2 separate regions of the Homo sapiens genome follow, and region 2 is linked to region 1. Evidence: read pairs that join two places in POLR2A ChIA-PET (ENCODE). Cell type or tissue: OCI-LY7. All regions are shown on one strand. Links, peaks and the distances in the headings refer to the core of each region. The heading gives the core; the rest is flanking DNA.

Region 1 (6,258 bases), core at 741-5,740:
TTTATTTATTTTTTATTTTTAATTTATTTTTATTATTTTTATTTATTTTTTTTTGGGACAGGGTCTTGCTCTGTTGCCCAGGCTGGAGTGCAGTGGCATGATCTTGGCTTACTGCAGCCTCAACCTCCTGAGCCCAGGCGATCCTCCCACCTCAGCCTCCTGAGTAGCTAGGACCACAGGTGCACGCCACCACACCTGCTTAAGCTGATCCATTCTTGCTGTGCTGGGTCACCCCCAGGTGACACTCAATGTCAATAAGTCGTGTTTTATTCCAACAACTACGCTTTGTTTTTCTGGATTGCTACTACAGCAAATCGTAGATTCCATTTCTTCAGCATATAAATGTGTAACAAGAACAAGTAGCATTCGGGCTCGGTGGCTCACACCTGTAATCCCAGCACTTTGTGAGGCTGAGGCAGGCAGATCACCTGAGGTCAGGAGTTCGAGACCAGCCTGACCAACATGGAGAACCCCTGTTTCTACTTAAAATACAAAATTAGCTGGGTGTGGTGGCACACTTTGGGAGGCTGAGGCGGGTGGATCACTGGAGTCCAGGAGCTCAAGACCAGCCTGGGCAACATAGCAAGACTCCATCTCTAAAAAAAAAATTAAGATTAACCAGGTGTGGTGGCACATACCTGTAGTCCCAGCTACATGGAGGCTGGGGTGAAAGGATCGCCTGAGCCCAGGAGGTCAAGGCTGCAGTGAGTGCACAGCCTGGGCAACGGAATGTGACCTTGTCTCAAAAAAAAAAAAATCACTGCATTATTTTAATAAAAACATGTATCTTATTGGCTGGGTGCAGTGGCTCATGCCTGTAATCCCAGCACTTTGGGAGGCCGAGGTGGGAGGATTGCTTGAGCTCAGGAATTCAAGGCCAGCCTGGTTAATATAGTGAGACATCTATACTACAATTCAAAACAACAATAAAAAAATTAGCTGGGCATGGTGGCACACACCTATAGTCTTAGCTACTCAGAGGGCTGAGGCGGAAGGAATGCTTGAGCCCAGAAGGTCAAGGCTAAAGTGAGCCCTGATGGTGCCATTGCACTTCACAGAGTGAAGAGTGGGTGACAGAGTGAGACCCTGTCTCAAAAAAAAGAAAAAAAAAAAAAAGATAGCTAGGAGACCAGCCCGGCCAACAACATGGTGAAACCCTGTCTCTAGGAAAATACAAAAATTAGCCGGGCATTGCGGCGGGTGCCTGTAATCCCAGCTACTCCGGAGGCTGAGGCAGGAGAATCGCTTGAACCGAGGAGAGGGAGGTTGTGGTGAGCCGAGATTGTGCCATTGCACTCCAGCCTGGGCAACAAAAGCAAAACTCCAATCTTAAAAAAAAGAAAAAAGATAGGTAGATAGATGTATCTGCAAATGATTCCTAGGAGCAGCCCAGGCCTAGAGAGTGAAACCACTCATAGTGACTCACATCAACAGGCCCTTTTGTCAGCGGGCATTTCCGTAATTAGAACTTGTGACCAACACATCCAACCACGAGGATATATCACAAGTACTTGTCTCCAGCGCTGGTTTCTTAGCAAAAAAACAACTTGTTAAATGTCAGGGCTTTGTGTTTTTGCCTTTGGGCTTTTGCCATGCCTGGTTATTGGGCACCTTCTGGTAATAAACAGTTGAAAGGAGCTGTTCCCATGTCTTATTTAATTCTCTCATTAAGCCTGTGGGCCAGAGGTTCTTATTGTTCATACCCCTGGATAAACACACTGAGTCCCAGGGAGGTAAAGTGCCTTGGCTGAGGGCCACCCAGGAGCTGGTGGTGCCTCAGCTGAACCCAAGTCCACAGACCGTGGAGTTCGCGCCCTCTCACTGTGGCACACGGGCCTGAGCCTCAGGAACACTGCAAAGTAGGTTGGCTTCCCCCTTACGGAGCCCCTATCCGGGACAGCCTCAATCCCTCAGGGCCCCTCTCGGTGCCTGCTTGGCTGACTGGGCAGCCCAGAGAGAACAGTGACCCAGAAAAGCAAGAGGAGAGTTTCCAGGAGGACAGAACACTGGTGCTATCAGGTGCCAGGAGCAGCGTGTGCCACGTGTGACCCTGCTCTGCTGTGGCTTTTTGGTACGTGCTGTGCCCTCAGCCTGGGCTGCCGTGGACTGGCCGTCCCTACCCCTCCAAGACTTAGCCCAAAATCTTACTTTTTTTTTTTTTCGAGATAGTTTCTCACTTGGTCCACCAGGCTGGAATGCAGTGGCACAATCTTGGCTCACTGCAACCTCCATCTCCCGGGCTCAAGCGATTCTCCTGCCTCAGGCTCCCAAGTAGCTGGGATTATAGGTGCCCGCCAGCATGCCTGGCTAATTTTTGTATTTTTAGTACAGATGGGGTTTTGTTACGTTGGCCAGGCTGGTCTCGAACTCCTAACCTCAGGTGATCCACCCGCCTCGGCCTCCCAAAGTGCTGGGATTACAGGAATGAGCCACTGCATCTGGTTTCCAAAATATTACTCTTTTCCCCAGAATGGAAATACAATTATTATTCAAAATATAAGAGTAATCTTAAAAAAATGTTTTAAAACGTTTTATATATACATGTAAAATTTATATGCACATTATATATATCAAATGTGTGAATATGTATTTTTGTGTTTATAAACACTTAAACTATGTAAATTTATATATAAAACTATAACATATGAACATGATATTATACTATGTATATGTTTGGTAACCCTCATTTTCACTCACTACAAAATAAATGTATTTTATATAGTAAGTATAGATTTACATAATTTTTTCAAGGTAAATAGTTAAAAAAAATAAAGCTAGTAAATGCTCATTGCAAAATAAATATTGCTAAAAAATATCAAGAAGAAAGTAAAACAGCACAAAAAGCCCTCCTTCTAACATTATTAACATTTGGCAAACATCCTTTTTTTTTTTTTTTTTTTTTTTGAGACGGATTCTCACTTTGTTGCCCAGGCTGGAGCGCACTGGGGAGATCTCAACTCACTGCAACCTCTGTCTCCCAGGCTCAGGTGATTCTCCTGCCTCAGCCTCCCCAGTAGCTGGGATTACAGGCACCCACCACCACATCCCAGCTAATTTTTTTTTTATATATATTTTAGTAGAGACGGGTTTCACCATGTTGGCCAGGCTGGTCTCCAACTCCTGACCTCAAATGATCCACCCACCTTGGCCTCCCAAAGTGTTGGGATTACAGGCGTGAGCCACCATGCCCGGCCCAAACATCCTTTTTTACACACATATACACCCATATTTTTATATAAATAGCTTCAAATTATATATACACTGCTTGGGACTTTTTAAAACATTTCAGCAAGATCTTGGGGACATCCTTCCATGATAATACGCATAGCATGAGATTGTTCTTTTTAATGACTACATAATATTTTATTGTGAGAGCATAACTTTATTGAACTTATGTATAAACACTAGTGGTGAGCATCCATCTTTCAGCTTTTCAGAATTAAAAACAACACTGTGATGAGCCATCCTTATACATGGATTCTTTCTGGAATAAGAAATAAATGGACTGAAAAATTAGAATGTACAATTCTAGAGGTCCCACGTTGTCAAATTATGTTGAAAAATGTGCACCACGAAAAAGTCTAAAAGTTCAGCCAAGATTCACATGGGTCATTTCTGGGCAAAAGGACCAGGCATGGTTTTGTTGTTCTTCCTATTCTTCTGTCCTCCTCAGCTTTTCTATTCTAAGTGTGTCCTTCGTTACGCTGATGCAAGTTGGCATTTTTACATTGCACAAGAATATATGGTTTTAATCCACGCAAGTGTCATCTCTGACGACGCTCTCTTTTCAGTTCCTCCTGCACCACACTTGCTCTCATCATCTGCTACAGGGGAGGGACCTGCTAGCCCCGTGCCTAAGTTAGCACCAGCAGGAACCCACAGGTGTTCAGTGGGGAGTTGCTGACTGCCTTGGAGAAGTGTATTTGAGACAAGCTGTTAATGGCTCACGGTCCTAGGGTAACCCCCTCGGCTGGCACCTGCATTTAGCACAGCAGTGAGCCAAGCAGTTTCCAGCTTTTGGGAAAAAAGCCTTGAGGGGTCCCTAAGGGCAAGAAGGCCTTTCCTGGCTCAGTCCAATCAGACACCTGCTGCGGCTGTGCTTCTTCTGGCCACAGGTCCCTGTCTTTGTTGGTTCCCTGCACTGACCTGGCCAAAAGGAAGCTGCTTGCTTCTGGGCAGCGGCTGTTCCCTCCCCCAGAAAGTCTAAAAGGACACAGAGGACGTCTTCAGTATTTCTGTATAGGTCACAAGTGAAGTGGGTCGCTGTCGCTGTTTTACGTTTGGTTGGTGCTGAGACACTTCCTCTTTCATATTTGTCTTATTCAGACCATCTCCTCCATCCCCCTTGGAGTCTGAAAAAGGCGAAATTGAAAGAAAAACTGAAAATTTCAAACCGAGCTACAGTGCAGGAGACCATGCTGTCATCCTGAAGCAGAGGCTGGGGACATCACCAAGAGGATCACAGCATCCTCCAGGGTTCAACTGAGGCCACTGACCCAGCCTTTTTCTTTTATTTTCTTTCTTTCTTCTTCTTTTTTTAAATAGAAATCAGAGTCTTGCTAGGTTGCCCAGGCTGATCTCAAACTCCTGAGCTCAAACAATCCTCCCACCTCAGCCTTCTAAAGTGCTAGGATTACAGGCTTGAGTCACTATACCCAGCCTGACCAGGGACTTTCTTCCTCCCCTCATTCGAACTTTCTTAGCTCCCACTCAAGTCTTCCTAAATGCTATGTGGTATTCTTGGGACTCCTAATTCCTAATTTTTCAGGAAGTGAAATGATATTCTTAAGGTAAAAACCAAAATCTGCTTTTGCTCAATTCTTTGACTTTACTGTATTTATATGCCATATGTATATATATATAGAGAGAAAGAGTGCATATAGATATACACACACATATGTACACACACACACACACAATCAGATTGTGGTAGCTTTTGGAAACTCTCTGAGGCACAGAAAATAAGTTGCCTGACAAGACATCAAAGAATTGCAAAAGAGACCACAGCCCCAAAGGCCTTACTGACTGCTTTGCGATTTGTAGCATGACTGCTGATAAGCATCTATTTGCTTCAGTAAATAGAGATGAAGTAGAATCATAACATTTGTTCCGGGAAAGAGTAACTAAAGTGGGAAATCATAAACAACAAAGCATAAAAAAATCTTAACCTAGTGGACTAAAAGATTTCTTGCTTTTTTCATTTCTGCTAATGGCCTCTCTCCCTTGGCACTGCCAGAACTGGTCCATTAAAGGTGAATCGAGCCTCAGTTTGCAGGCAGGACGTGGTCCAAAAGATCATTTGTAAGTTGGTTGTTTGGACCAAAGAATGTGTTTCCCCCTAGAAACCATTTTTCTCAGGGTGACTGGGTTCTCAGTTTTGCTTGTACAGTGCCGTTCAACTTCCACTGAAGCTGAGCTCTGGGTCTTTGAGGGCAGGTTCTCTGCAGTGCAGGAGGGAGAAAACAGGTCACCTGCTGCTGCTTTGCATAGAGCCCTGGCTCTGAGCACAATTTAAGCATAAATTGTTTTCTTTTCTACTTTCCCAACTCCCTTTTGGCATCCAGGTCCAGGGCCCTAGTCCCTGGATTGCAGCATCCTTTCCTAATGTGCTTTACCCACCTCTGGGCTGCTTGCCTGCTGAGGGGGGTCTGTGACCCCAAATTACCCACTTACTCCTGCTTCCTGACCAATCAGACTTCCATTTCCTCAGGGCAGTTGATATCAGCTAAGGGCCAGGGGAAAAGCAAAAGGAGCAGATATGAATTCACACTAGTAGGTGAATCATGGAGAACCTCTTAACCCTCTTAATGTCTTCTCGTGTTAAAACGAATTGGTTGTGAGACTTGAGAGTCCTTGTGGCAGTATGGGTTAGGGATGAACACGGTGGCTAAGGATTCAGAATTCACACACACATTAGTGGGACTCTTAGGCTCTTCACTGCACCTGCTTCCAGAACACTGGCAGTCAGTTAGGAAACGATCCTACTCTGGAAAAAAATGGGATGGTCACAGAGAAGAAACTTTCAGGTTCAGACACTGGGAGACTCCCCTCAGTGAATAAGCTGATTATCTGCCAGATCGCCTCTGAGAATAAGCCACATTCATGCACACAGAACCCCCCACCAGTTTTTTGTGCATCATAATGAAATCTTAACAGCCAAAGATTACCAGATGTTGATGGAAAGTTCTAACATGAAACAAAAAGACCAAACAGAGGAAACAACAGAACAAATCTTCAAAAGTAGTATAGTTACTATCT
Region 2 (5,628 bases), core at 629-5,628, 190 kb after region 1:
TGCTGCCCGAGGTCAGAAAGGTTCTTGCAGACGTCCTCCAAGACATTGCCAACGACAACATCTCCAGCGCAGATTACACTCAGGACCCTTCAGTAACTCCCTGCTGTAATCCCTACCAAATTGCCTGCCGCTGTCAAGCCGCATAACAGACCAATTTTTATTCCACGAGGAGGAGTACCTGGAAATTAGGCAAGTTTGCTTCCAAATTTCATTTTTACCCTCTTTACAAACACACGCTTTAGTTTAGTCTTGGAGTTTAGTTTTGGAGTTAGCCTTGCATATCCCTTCTGTATCCTGTCCCTCCTCCACGCCGACCCGAGAGCAGCTGAGCTGCGCTGGCTCTGGGCAGGGAGTGTGCCTTAATGGGAAGCACACGGGCTTTGGAGTCAGGCACAGGTGCCAGCTCCAGCTTTTGAACTTGGGCAATTGTTTAACCTAACCTGCAAGTTGATTTTGAGGGTTAAATAAAGGCATACATGAAAATGCCTGGCAAATTACCTGACACAGAGCAGACATTCAATACATTTTAGTTTCCTTGTTTCTCTGGTTCCCAGTTTCTCTGGTCATTTTGGTGTAAATCCATTCTAATTAGTATTTAGGGCAGAGCTTCTCTCTCTTTTCTCTTTTTTTCCTTCCACAAACCAGTGTACTCACTGGTCTCCATCTTTAATATGCAAACAAATCACCTGGGATCTTGTGAGAATCCGGATTCCGTCTCAGTAGGGCTCGAGTAGATCCTGAAATCCTACATTTCTATCAAACAATGCCTTGAGGAGCACAGATTTAGACCAAAGTTAGGTCGTTTTCCAGATCTCAGAGCAGACGAGTCCATGGATAAGTCTGTGGCCCAATCCCCTTCCTCTCCTTTTAAGGGTGAAATGACTGCATTTAAAAGAAGTTAAAGAGTTCCTCCTGTCCCCTATAACCACAAGGAAACAAAAAAATATATAAAAACCTCAAAAATGCATTGCCATGATTTTATTATTAGTGTCCAAAATGGGACTCCCAAGTAATAAATGATTTATTCCAGCCACAGCCAAAAAAGACTTTGCCTGGCTAAAAGAGTCTCTCTCTAAGTATGTAATATACAAGAAATACAATTCAAAGAGATGTTCCTATAAGTACATTTTTTACACGGCATATATTTAAAAAGGAGGCCCCTTTTAATATAAAATTCCGGTTATATACCAATATGGTTAATTAGCATTTACACTATAGTTTGAACGTATTTTAAATAGCATGATGTGTATACAATGTCTCCCGCGCCCATTGGCAACCAGGGTCGTGGGAAGCTTGGTGAGGAGTTAACCAGGTCCTGTGGTTTAAGCAGTGGAGCACCCGGGATTCCTGCCCCCCTTTCTGCTCACACAATTGCACTCCATTCTTCCGCCTTCCTTGTTTTCTCCAAAACCACCTGATAGGGGGGATGTCCTGATTTCTGAGGTGTGCTTCTCATCATGACTGCTTCGTTTTGCCCTTCTGATTTCCACGGCACAAGATTATCTACCAAAATCAAAACAGAATGGCCTTACTCTTCTCAGGAAGAGGCTGGTAGGCAGGTGCATTATCAACAGGTCTGTGCCCATGCAGAGTGAGCAGGGAGAGGCTGGGCACTGTGGAATTTTTCTGTCTGAACTCGCTCATGGCCACAGAATGGTCACCCAGCTTATTTAGGTGTAGACAAGTATGACACAGTTCTAGAAAATACTGACTATAAAAATGTCTCTGTGTGTGTGTGTATGTATTTATATGTATATGTATATATTTTTAAAAGGCTCATCTTACTTGTAAACATGGACTGCTCAATCACTATTAAAAAGTCAGTTTAGGCTGGGCGCGGTGGCTCACGCCTGTAATCCCAGAACTTTGGGAGGCTGAGGTGGGTGGATCACTAGGTCAGGAGTTTGAGACCAGCCTGGCCAACATGGTGAAACCCCATCGCTACTAAAAAATACAAAAATTAGCCGGGCATGGTGGCGCTCACCTGTAATCCCAGCTACTCGGGAGGCTGAGGCAGGAGAGAATCGCTTGAACCGGGGAGGTGGAGGCTGCAGTGAGCCGAGATCGCACCACTGCACTCCAGCCTGGGCGATGGAGCAAGACTCCATCTCAAAAAAAAAAAAGTCAGTTTAGGCTGGGCGCAGTGGCTCACACCTGTAATCCCAGCACTTTAGGAGGCTGAGGGGGGTGATCACCTGAGGTCAGGAGTTTGAGACCAGCCTGGCCAACATGGTGAAATCCTGTCTCTACTAAAAATACAAAATTTAGCTGGGCATGGTAGCATGCCTGAAACCCCAGCTACTTGGGAGGCTGAGGCACTAGAATCACTTGAACCTAGGAGGTGGAGGTTGCAGTGAGTGGAGATCACGCCAACACATTCTAGCCTGAGGGACAGAGTGAGACTCTATCATCTCAAAAAAAAAAAAAAAAAAAAAAAAGGGAAGGTCAGTTTATACCCTTGGGCCTGATTTCCTGACTCTTGCTCACAAGATTGGGACTAGTCTCACAAAATACAGAGACTTGTACAGGTTGGCTTGTTCCTGAAACAAAAGCTTCTCATCCTCCCGAATGTAGCAGCTTTCTAAGGCACCAGAAATGATCAAGTCTCTTTTCTTTCACTGCTCTCAGAGCAAAAGTAAATCCCAAGGAGGCAAGCGTGATCCTACGCAGGGAAGTGTCAGTATGTGTTCTGAAAAGATCACTAGTGATGACCCGCGTTCTTAAGGCAGCGGCTCACAGAGCTCCTGTAGCAGACTACTCAGGCAAGCCTATGTTTGTTCGTCACTACAAGAGAGGCGATTTTAACCAAGCTGAGACTCCAAGAGCCTTTTGTGGTCCTAGAAGATTTTAAGGAATGTGAGTAAAGATGTGAATTCTGCACAGAGATTTGCAATAGGCATGACAATTCAGAATAAGGAGACAGAGAGGAAGTTCCCTAGCATCCCTCGCTGAACATTTCTGCCAATTCAGGCATGACTGAGATGGGCCATATTGATAGAGCATCCCAGGAGCATGCATGCCTCTGGTCCTTACATGGTGAGATGGAGAAGCCTGCCTGCTACTGAGACAGTGCCTTAGTGGGAGCACTGCCCCTCATCACCATCTACCTGCAGGCTGGAGGGCAGACTGAGAGGTTGGTGGCTGCCACGACACAGCCCTGCACACAGGGGCTGCTTGACACTCACAAGGGTCTAACACCTGTTCTAGGGACCTTGTTCAGTGACCACTCTCACTGGCAGGAAGTATTTCTTGCGTATAAATAAGAATTCCTGATGCAATTTCAACCAACTTTCACTCATTTGGTCCTTAGGAGGGAGAAGAAACAACTGGCTCATGCCCAGCTTCCTGGCACTGAATGGGCACACAGGCCTCAGGACAAACTTTCTTACTGGTTCTTCAATTAAGCACCTCCCCTTTTCCTTTTTACCCCAAATAAATGATCTGCACAAGGTACCTATTATTTTATACAGGTTCTTTGGCAAGGAACTACCTCCTAGATACTAATATCCACATTACCCCAATTCTGTAACTATAAGAGGTTGCAAGGCTTACTGCGATTACAATTAAGAATCTAATAATATTTTATAGTAGTTACAGACTTTTACCAAAATTAGTGAAACGGAACCTAGTGAGTGTCTGGATGTGGTAAACCCTGACAGAGTAGAATGGTCACATTTGTCCCCACGGTGTCTGACCTAGAGTGCTCTGGATCCTGGAAGCCTCGACTTCAGGTAAATAACCACCGCCTCTTGAGGGTGCAGAAGAACGCCCTTTAAGGCCAGTTGGGGCCATGAGAACCCAAAGGTAAAACAACTGGTTTATAGTTAGGCAGCATGCCAACAGAGGTTTTGAAGTTTATAATTAGTATTTTTAAGAACAACTGCTCTCCGCCACTGAGATATAAACTTCACTTGCCAGCCACGTCTCTGACAACCTGCCTATTGAAAGCCAGAAATGTAAAAGCTCACGCTGCGACCGACCCGCAGAGCCGATGTGGGAAATCACAAAACAACAGCCCCAGCCCTGCATGCAGGGCCCCACCGCAGCTTTGTTTTCTAAGCCAAATGTGCTCACTAGAGGGTTCCACGGATCTGCGGGAGAAAGAAGCCAGACCTGCACTCCATCCTTTTACAATTGGAAGCTCAATGGACACAAAACAATGATCAGGAGAAGTTTCCATAACAAAGCCTAATGGACATTGTTTCAGTGCCCAAGTGGCAGCTCCTCTCTGGCTCTAGGAGCTGATGCTCCAAGTCTTGGCCCAAACACTACTTCCGGCCGGGTGCGGCGGTTCACGCCTGTAATCCTAGCACTTTGGGAGGCCGAGACGAGTGGATCACTTGAGGTCAGGAGTTTGAGACCAGCGTGACCAACATGGTGAAACCCCGTCTCTACTAAAAATACAAAATATTAGTTGGGCATGGTGGCGCACATCTGTAATTGCAGCTACTCGGGAGGCTGAGGCAGGAGAATTGCTTGAACCCAGGAGGCAGAGGCTGCAGCGAGCCGAGATCACACCACTGCACTCCAGCCTGGGTGACAGAGCAAGACTCCGTCTCAAAAACAAAACAAAACAAATCAGTACTTCCATCTCGAAATGATTTCAGGTTGACTATCTGGGATGTTTTGACTGAAGCTCACAAGAGCGGTCTATATGTTACTCCAGATGGGAGCCTGAAGAATCAGCAGTTAAGGAAGCCCCAGCAGGCTCTCAGGAGGGAATCTTGTCTTCAGTTCCAGGTGATGGAAGAAGCCACGCCCAGCACTCAGCCAGCCCCGAGGGCCCTAGCTGTGGGAACAGGCTGAGCAGGTTGCTGGGAAACCCAGCTAAAGGTGCTCGGGCAAGCTCCTGCCCTGCACCTGCTGCCCTCCACAGAGCACACAATTGCTTTTCTTTTCTTTTTGAGATAGAGTCTCACTCTTTCACCTAGGCTGGAGTGCAGTGGCACAATCAGAGCTCACTGCAGCCTCGACCTCCCAGGCTCAGGTGATCCTCCCATCTCAGCGTCCCGAATAGCTGGGACTACAGGCACGTGACACCACACCCGGCTAATTTTTTCTTTTCTTTTTTTTTTTTTTTTTTGGTGGAGATGGGGTTTTGCTGTGTTGCCCAGGCTGGTCTCTAACTCCTGGGCTCAAGCAATCCTCCAGCCTCGGCCTCCCAAAGTGCTGGGATTACAGGTGTGAGCCACCGCACCCGGCCACTTGTTTCTTAATGAGTGTCTGCAACTGCTGGGGAGGTGCGGGTCTGCCGGCCAGAGCTGCAGGTAAGTGAGGGTCAAGCTGGTTCACAGAGTGCAGCAACTCAGCTCAGAGTCCTGAACACACAGCCCAGCCCTCTGAAACCATCCCCTCCAGCACAAGGAAGGCAGCATTCTGCAAACGCATCCATGGGAGCCTCAGGAAAATAAGTTTTAGACAAGTCACGTGTTCCTACCTTCCAGGCAGCAAAGTCAGTGCTACAGAAGCAAAGTAAGGGATCGCAGGCCTCTGGCTGGAGGGAGGCCACCAAGACTCCCTGGATTAGTATTCGGTGACTCTAATGCCATCAGGGTTTAGCTCGACACCTAAAGCCTACTCTGTAGGATTCGAAGCACACAGTACAACAAATATCCTATGGCTTTCCAA

The links. ChIA-PET counts read pairs that join two places held together with the same protein. Peaks named below come from ENCODE experiments on the same cell type or tissue, not always from the same donor. Only the 100,000 strongest peaks of a DNase experiment are listed, where the experiment ranks them.
Region 2: POLR2A ChIA-PET joins it to region 1 with 6 read pairs; 16 of 35 experiments call an interaction of 5 or more read pairs at or near these places.

What each region holds. Positions count from the first base shown.
Region 1 is chr17:68,233,686-68,239,943 of GRCh38, forward strand. It overlaps a transcript of AMZ2 not described here. Among named protein-coding and RNA genes, the nearest start is that of AMZ2, 11 kb to the right of the region's middle. RefSeq lists enhancers at 1,963-2,022, 4,453-4,702 and a silencer at 5,362-5,431. In OCI-LY7, for the core only: a CTCF peak has its summit at 4,259; DNase peaks (open chromatin) are centred at 1,456, 3,826, 4,326, 5,416 and 1 weaker place; H3K4me3 peaks cover 3,785 bases; H3K27ac peaks cover 5,000 bases.
Region 2 is chr17:68,420,318-68,425,945 of GRCh38, forward strand. WIPI1 (WD repeat domain, phosphoinositide interacting 1) reads right to left here. Exons shown (of 13, transcript NM_017983.7): 13 at 964-1,503. The coding sequence ends at 1,456. MIR635 (microRNA 635) reads right to left here and starts at 4,231; the gene lies at 4,134-4,231. ARSG (arylsulfatase G) reads left to right here. Exons shown (of 12, transcript NM_001267727.2): 12 at 1-497. The coding sequence ends at 146. It also overlaps a transcript of PRKAR1A not described here. In OCI-LY7, for the core only: no CTCF peak of the experiment used is centred there; no DNase peak of the experiment used is centred there.